2 separate regions of the Mus musculus genome follow, and region 1 is linked to region 2. A link is a contact called in ENCODE Hi-C or POLR2A ChIA-PET data. All regions are on one chromosome and are shown on one strand. Each heading gives the region's core, a stretch centred on a gene start or an enhancer-like site at or near the end of the contact. The rest is flanking DNA. Distances are from core to core; before and after follow the strand shown. Region 1 holds the start of 1700019D03Rik (RIKEN cDNA 1700019D03 gene). Region 2 overlaps Inpp1 (inositol polyphosphate-1-phosphatase).

Region 1 (3,974 bases), core at 815-3,314, 150 kb after region 2:
GTCTATGAACTAGAACAGTGTAAGTGTAGAATTTATCCGGCTCACTAATTCGAGCAATATCTGCTAGAGACCAACTAGATCTCCGGCCACTCTTGTGATTGGCTTTTTCAGTACTTTGAATTTCAGCACTCACCCTGAAAGTGGATGGCATTAACCTCATTTTTGGAAAAGGAATAATAAGTACCAGACTTCAAAATCCTGGAACCATCTCTGCTGTGCCACCGGCTTCTAACTGTGCAACCTTCAACATAAAAGCCTGCCCTGTGCATTGCATTGACTTGAACTTCAAGCAAATTCCTCAGATGTGTAGAATTGACACAATGAATGTCAGAATCAAAGCTGGGATGGATGCATTAAAGTGGAAGTTAGAGGTTTAAAGTAATATAAACCAAGAGAGAAAGCGTTCCCCCTCAAAACCACCAAGCTGCACAGATTAAAGAGGAAGAAAGTCAGCTTGACAACAACAGGGACGTATGAGTTTTTAGTCAAGCTCAGAGTATTTGCTTGATGGTTTCAGGATAAGCTGATGTGTTTAACTCGAGTTTGGTTACTCATTAAAGAAAAGTAAAACATTCTGTCTCCCGAGCACCTGTATGCACTGTGTGGGTTAACAGTTTCATCCTTACAGCAGCCAGCTAAAGCAGACAGAAACTCTATCACCACACATCTTTCCTTTCTCTACTGTCTTCTCTGCTTTCTTTCTTTTTCTTTTCTTTACTTTTTTTTAGGGAGTGAGCTCCAAATTTAAAGTTTTAGACTTTCTTTTCAAAGAGAAGTAGACATCCTGAATGTAATCTTGGAAGTTGAAAGGTTGTTGGCTGGGGCAGGACTGAGGAGACACAAGCAGAAGTCAGCTCAGTGTAAACACGGCTTTTCTGACAGGAGCAGGATATAACTCCAAACACTGAGTTCCTCACACTGAAGTGGCCAATCAGAACCTGGCTTCTGGCAGCAGTGCTGTGTGGACAGCATACTGAAATTGCCTGAGGGCAGACCACAGTTTAAAGTACCCTTATTATCTCATAATGTACCTACAGTTATTTTTCTTACACAGCAAAAAGAAAAAAAGAAAGAAAAGAGTAAATATGAAGTTACTATTTTTCCCAGAACCTTTCTGCTATACTTAATACCATTTCCCATCCATACATACAAGATAGCTGTGTCAGGAAATAAAACCCCTTTCAAAGGAAAAACGGATTTTCTTGACTCGTGCTTAGCTATATTATCCCCCTGAAATTTTGCCAAAAATCTCCATCTCATATATACGGGCAGTGACGGATCTTTAAAAAGAGGTGGACAGTTTACCCACTAGTTTATGTTGTTTTGTTACCTTCAGTAAAAGATGGGGGAGGGGTCAAAACAGCAATAGAAGAGAAACGACTGGACTGCGTCTGGAGCTTTCTCTGGTAGCTGGGCTCCCACTGTCTATTCTTTCATTTCTCTTTCATTTGCATCATTTCCCCTCAGGATTCAGCCTCCCACAGCTTCCAAGAGTACAGACACTCTGCTAATCATGTGCCACTCAGCACAAGCCTGACAGCTTGACTTGTGCATGTAGTGTCCTTACCGGAAAACCTCCATTCATTCTTCAGGTGGGGAGGAGGATGAACCTGCATCTTGCAATGAGCAATGAAATACTTTAGTTTGTGGGCTCGGAACAAGATCAGAAGATGGAGCTAAAGGCTCAATTAAGGAACCTAGGATGTGAGGTTGTGTCCAGGACAGCTGGCTGTGAAATGTTAGATAAAATTAACTACTGCAACTCCGGCTTTCCTGGGTTGGAAAGTCAAAAGGTCACAGCATCGGAGCAGGACACCCACCTTCCAGATGTTCACTTACCCTACACTGCAGCGGGCCAGCTGCACCGCCATCGCAAGTCTGCGCGGCCTCGGCCGAGGAGGCGCGGGCGCTTGGCTGTTCTCATGCCCCTGGCCGCAGCCCGGGCTCCCAGGGTGGGTGCTGCCCCCCAGGGCGGGGCCTCAGGAAGGGAGCCGAAGCCTGAAAAGGTGCGGCATGGCCGGGCAGCAGAGACAACGTCTCCCCTGGAGTAGGGCGGACGTCCTTCGGCAGTGGTCCCGGCTCCTCCCCCTGCACCCCTCCTAATCCACCCCCCTCCTCCCAGAACTGCTCACGAGTTCGCGGCTCGCTCCCTGAAAGTGGAGCCAAGGGACCCGCGGCTACGGAGCACAACCCTCAGTGTTGGCACCGCCAGGGGCTACCCCTGCCCAACAGCATTGGGTTCCAAGCACAACCAAAGGGATCCGAAGTGCTGGGCCACAGCTCGCACTCCCACCCGGCAACCTATTCACACACGGCTCCACCTCCCCAGCAAGATCCAGACCACCAAGTATGAAAGCTAAGTGAGCTTGTATCTCCCTCTCCTGCCCCACATCCCCAGAGCCACCTGGACTGAGACATCACCTGATCTCTGTCCACGTGGGAGCAGGCGCGGCTCGTCCGGTGCTGCAGCGTGGCGCCAGCCCCGCAGGTGATCTCCTGTCACCTGCCCCGGGGCCCTCCCCTGAAGGCTGCGCTGCTCCAGTGCCAGTTTAGCAGTCAAACCTGTTTTGATCCCAACGCCACGCCTCGCAGCTCTACCCTAAGACACCACCAGACCTAAGTACTTTGCCCCAGTGCACTCGGAAGTGCACCAAGCACTTCTAAATTTAAAAATGCGTCCAGTATTGCACTTTTCTATCCCCGAGTACCCAAATATCGAAACGCTTGTTTCTCAAAACAAAACATCAAGAAAGATCATATTCTTACCCTTTAAGGAAACAAGCGCCTCAAAACATAGCCATTATTCAGTTAGACCTCATTCCATGAGATGCCTGCATCTGTCTGTGTGATTCCCATCGTCAGTAACCGCCCCAAGAGAATGACAAAAGAACCATTATTCCATCCTGTCCTACAATGGATTGTCAATGCAAAATTCATGCCCCAAGGGACCTCAGCAGAACTCTCTCAGTTCCTTGCTTTACAGATGCAGATGCTTAGGCTGAGCCCAGCCTTAGGATTGGGGGGAGGGGGGGGCGGGGATGCAGAGATGAGTGGATTCCTGAGAACCCACAGCCAAAGGGGCAACCTTCAGGTTTCATGAAGGACCCTGACTCAAGTAAATTAGGTCCAGAGCAGTTGAAGATGCTACCCAAGGGCACACACACACACACACACACACACACACACACTTCAGCACTTTCCTCTCTCCCCACTCCTAAAGAAAAGCCTGAAGCCTATAGGCTAACATAAACAGGGCCTTTTGGAGGTCCATTTCAGTAAAAAATTAACTCAGAGAGCAAAGGATCTAAGAAGTCCCTCCAGACCTAGCTCAGCTTTAAGTGAATCCAGCATTTTAGTTTAGTTCTGTGCAAATCAGCTAAGGTAACTTTGACCTGAAAATATTGTGCCTCAAACATATCAATTTTTTCATTTAGTGTGATTAATGGCACCAGACAAACAGAATATGAATATTAAATTGATTTGTTTGATAAGCAACTATTGCAGTGTACAAAGTTGATTATATCTAAATGGAGCATGCATTCACATACATTTCAAGCACACTGTGCTAAATAATTATGATTAAATGCAATGTTATTTGCTTGCTTTTATCTTTCTCAGTTCAGTCAACCGATGTTGCTATTATTTTAAGTGATCTCTAGCCCAATCCTGAGTGACAAGTGTTAGGCCTTGATGGGCTCTGGGAGAGAAGAAATTTGTAGCTATCCATCCTAGTTAGCAGGGCAGAGAAGAAAATGTTAGTCTCTGGCTTCCGTCATAATGGAACTCCAGACACAAGCATATTACTTTCTTTATGTGAGTGTGTGTTGGAGAGTATGTGTGTGTACATGCCTGTGTGTGTGGGTGTGTGCCCGTGACTGCAGGTGGAGGCCAAAAGTCCATGTCAGATGTTTTATTCTATTACTCTCCTCCTATTGTGACAAAGGGTCTTTCACTGAACCTGGGGCTGGTGAATG
Region 2 (3,952 bases), core at 339-2,838:
ATAAAGATATTGAAGTGTTTTATATTATTTTCTATCATAAAGTTCCATCCTCCCAAATTTAAAAAAAAAAAAAAGAAGGTGGGGCGAGTTATATAAAAGACGACAGAATGCCCAGTGACACAGACTTAGAAACCATTTCCTATGTTGAAGAACTCAAGCTGTCATGCTGGGCAGCGTCAATTCAGGCAACTTACTCCAGCTCTCTGTGACAGCTTCATCCCAGTAGAACAATGGCTCTAACCTTACAGAATTCTTATAGGGGTAACAAAGTCAAGTCCATGCAGCCTCAGTGAGCACTGCTTGCTGGTGTTACTGCTACGACTCAAGAAGCCTGGCTTTTTCTAGCCATTTCCACACATAGAATCACAATCAGTGTTTGTCATGACCATATTTTTATAGTAGAATAAAGGGAGAGTTCGCCTAATTCCAAGCCCATAACCAAAGCAAAACATTAGATAAATGGTTTAGCTGAGAAGCCAAACACTGCTCTGAAATAAGTGGGTCAGAGCGTGGACACACAGAAGGAAGCGTCAGTGGCCCTCGGGAGCATGTAGCTCAGTGTGCTCTGGTGCAGAGAGCATATATTATTTATTAACAAGAAACCCATCAATAAGTAAGAGGGTCAATACCATATACTCAGGTTAGGAATCTGAGCACTCTCATCCTGTTTGCTTTTCTATACTTCAATGATTTCCTGCAAAGACCATTTTAATACTGTAATAAAAATAAGGCAAGGCTGCAAGGTGTTTGTTTGGACCTAAGAGAACATAAGAGTCAGTAAAAGGCCTGCTGTTTATTCTGAGGGAACCAGAGGAAGCACGGAGGCAGGTGTCCTGCAGCCACCGTGGCCTGACCTCTTACCTTGTTTTCCATGTTCTGTTTTATAACTTCCTGCACCAGCACATCCGCCAGGGTCTTGAAATCTGCAGCAAACTTCTTGTTCTTCTCTGCACCTTTCTTCTCCTCAATGAGCAGCTGGAAGAGGGTCTCCTGCTGCCTGCACGCCCTGGCGATGTTAGCAGCCTTCTCGGAGACACAGAGCAGCTCCAGGAGGATGTCTGACATTTCTAAAGCCTGCTTCTTTCTCAGCCTCACCCACCCTCTGGCTCACAGCTGCAAGAACACAAGAATATGAAAGAGAAAGCAGTTCAGGGATGATGTCAGGGCGTCTCTCCCACTAACACATAGCTGGCAGCAACCTGTCAGGGAAGCTGACCTGCTAGTGAGTCACCGCACATTTTCAGCGTGCAAGACTGCAGTTACAATCTAAAGATTGAAACAAACGTATTTCTCAAAAGTCTTGTAAACCAATTACACTCTTAAAGAAACTGAATGTTCAGTGAAAGAAAAAGAAAAAGCCTTGAATTAGAATTTATGTTACAGGGCCATAGCAAGACAGAGTGTCACGACGTCCGAGGAAAGGCAGATTGCTACAAGGTCCTTAATCATGACACAGCTTTATCTCAATTACATTGACGTAATTCTCTTCTCTGTGAGAATGGTGAGGGATGACAATCATGCTGCCAGATCCATGTGCTAAGTGGATGAGCAGCAGGCATTGTGTCTTCCAGACTCTGAGGCCGGTCTTGGGCAAGCACTATAAAGCAGCTCACAGCCAACTCCACTCAAACATTCCAGGGACATATTCCATCTGCCACCAAGTAGCAGCCTACACACCAAAGCAAGGGGACTTACACCTTGTTGGACTTGAGAAGTTCTGTCTTCTAAGAACCATGTAGTATGCCTACATCATTATTTCTATTCTTTATTTCTTCTCTCTCTCTCTCTCTCCCTCTCTCTCTCTCTCTCTCTTTCTTTCTTTCTTTCTAGACCTGGCTGTCCTGGAACTCATTCTGTAGACCAGGGTAGCCTGGAACTCAAAAGATTCGTCTGCGTCTGCCTCCCAAATGCTAGGGCTAAAGGTGTGTGCACCACACCTGGCTCCTATCTACTGGTGCTGCCTCAAAATGCTTCTGTGGTCCTCTTCCTGTTCAAAGCCTGAGTCGTTCTGCTTCCTCTGTCGTGAGATTACCCTGCCCTGTGTGACATACAGTTTGGAAACGGAAGCTTAGAGGGTTGAGCAACTTCTAAAAAAGGTTACACAAGACTAAAACATGGGGCTCAGAACTGCCCCCACACACCCCACATCAGGTTTCTTTATTATCACAACAGTTTCCTCTATGAAAAGAAGCTTGAGGCTGGGAACCACTCAGCTGTGAAAACACTGATGTGGGGGTGTGGCAAACTGTTAGAGCCTGCTTGTCTTAAGTCTGTTCAAAAAACAATTTTTTTTTCTTCCTGAGGAAATATGTTCCTCAACAGAAATAAAGGAAAGATGACCAACACGGAGAGATGTCCCTTGTCACAACTGCAGTTGCTTTACTGCCAGTGGTCGTCTCTGGAAGGCAGTAGTAGACAGGTGCTAACTCCCTGACACTGGAAACACACAGGCTTCCAGGGAGCTGCTGTCATAACTGTACCAAATCCCACCCAGGGCCCTCTTTCCTCAGTCAGTAACCTTAAGTCTTTCCCTAATCTCTGGTAAGAAAATAAGAGTTAAAATATCTTCATACAAGGTAGATTAAAATTATTTAAAGTAGCAAAGATGTTAAATAAACATGTTTTGTTTTGCTTTTGGGGCAGGTTCGCTCTCACGTTGTCAGATCTACTAGATAATATAGAAGAATTCAAGCAAACAGGGCTCCTTAAAAGCCCTTTATTCTTTATTTCAGATTCAAACCTGTTAGAAGATTCATGTACTTTGTTCTGGACCTATACATTAAGAAAAGTGGCATTCATAGAGCCAAGCCACTTGAACTCAGAAATAATTTACTGCATCCATTATATAAATACTAGCCACAAATGATGTCATAGAACAACACAGAGATGCATGCATAGTCTCACTGTAGCACATGAGCCACAAGAGTAGAAAGGTGGTGACCATAACTTGATTTATTAGCAAACATTCTGCATTATTGTAAGAGCAAAGAGCCAATGAACCAAGGGTATATAATGTAAGTTCCTTCTCATTTGGAAGAAGCATGGTGACACAAAGGAATACACTCCGGACTTGAGCAAGTTATCACATTCAACAGCATTAAATCTAATCTTTATCCCTCCCCCCATCTTTTTTTTTTTTTAATCTGAAAAAATACTGTAAGCTTCGGGTAAGAAAATACTGGGTAAGTTTCCACCCAGCCACCCCAGGGAACCCAGAGTTCCCCCACTTTGGTCCTGACTTCTCCTAGTAATGGTCATTTCCCTGCCTGAGCGGATATTACAAGTACAGGATGTAGCAGGTATAGGAACCTGGGCCACGAGGCGAGAATGCTCAGCTGTGAGCTGCACACTGATGCTCCAGAGGTCTGGGCTCTAGACGTTCATAGTTCCACTTCTGAGTTTTCAGGTCCTGAGTCACCCTGCTGTGTCAACTGTACCCTCTTTTTCTTCTGGCCCAGGATACCACTGTCACATTTTGTCAGACTCCAAGTTCCTTGTCCAGTTTCAGTTGAGACTTTCTCCAGCCAGCATAACCAACACGGCACTTCTCCAGCTCACTTCCTTTCTCTGGGGCCCCAGGTCTCCAGAAAACAACCTACATACAGAACTTTCTGAATTTCCAGCAGTGCTCCAAGTCTGTAGTGCTCCACGTCTGTAGTGCTCCATGTCTGTAGTGCTCCAAGTCTGTAGTCCTTGCTTGGGAAAGATGAAAGCAGGTGGGTAGTTTTCGGCCAGCTGGGATAACATAGCAAGTTCTTTGTCTCCGTGTACAACTTTCTAATTAGATGGTTGACCTACTACTTGCTGGGAGGAAAGCTCATTTCTTCTCCCAAACTCACCCTTAAGGGTTTCTGTAAACTCCATTTTTATCTCTGCCCATTTATCTTAAGTTCATTCAAGCAAGTAAGAAAATAGCCTTGGGCATTTAACCCATACCTGGAATTCTTGCGAC

The links. Hi-C counts contacts between places; a loop is a spot of excess contacts on that map. ChIA-PET counts read pairs that join two places held with the same protein, here RNA polymerase II (POLR2A).
Region 1: a loop to region 2 is called in a map of heart, with 2.2 times the contacts of the local background. The contact joins the promoter of 1700019D03Rik here to the enhancer-like site in region 2. A Hi-C loop is called at or near these places in 1 of 37 maps with a recorded cell type or tissue (heart). POLR2A ChIA-PET finds 5 or more read pairs at or near these places in 1 of 5 experiments (embryonic stem cell).

Annotation. Positions count from the first base shown.
Region 1 is chr1:52,950,776-52,954,749 of GRCm38, forward strand. It overlaps 1700019D03Rik (RIKEN cDNA 1700019D03 gene), which reads right to left and starts at 2,065. Exons shown (of 2, transcript NM_144953.3): 1 at 1,840-2,065.
Region 2 is chr1:52,798,424-52,802,375 of GRCm38, forward strand. It overlaps Inpp1 (inositol polyphosphate-1-phosphatase), which reads right to left. Exons shown (of 6, transcript NM_008384.2): 2 at 862-1,113. The coding sequence starts at 1,065. Among named protein-coding and RNA genes, the nearest start is that of Inpp1, 17 kb to the right of the region's middle. Within about 2 kb of position 1,589, at least 2 of the 3 ENCODE cell types and tissues checked have a DNase peak (open chromatin) inside an H3K27ac peak, as active enhancers do.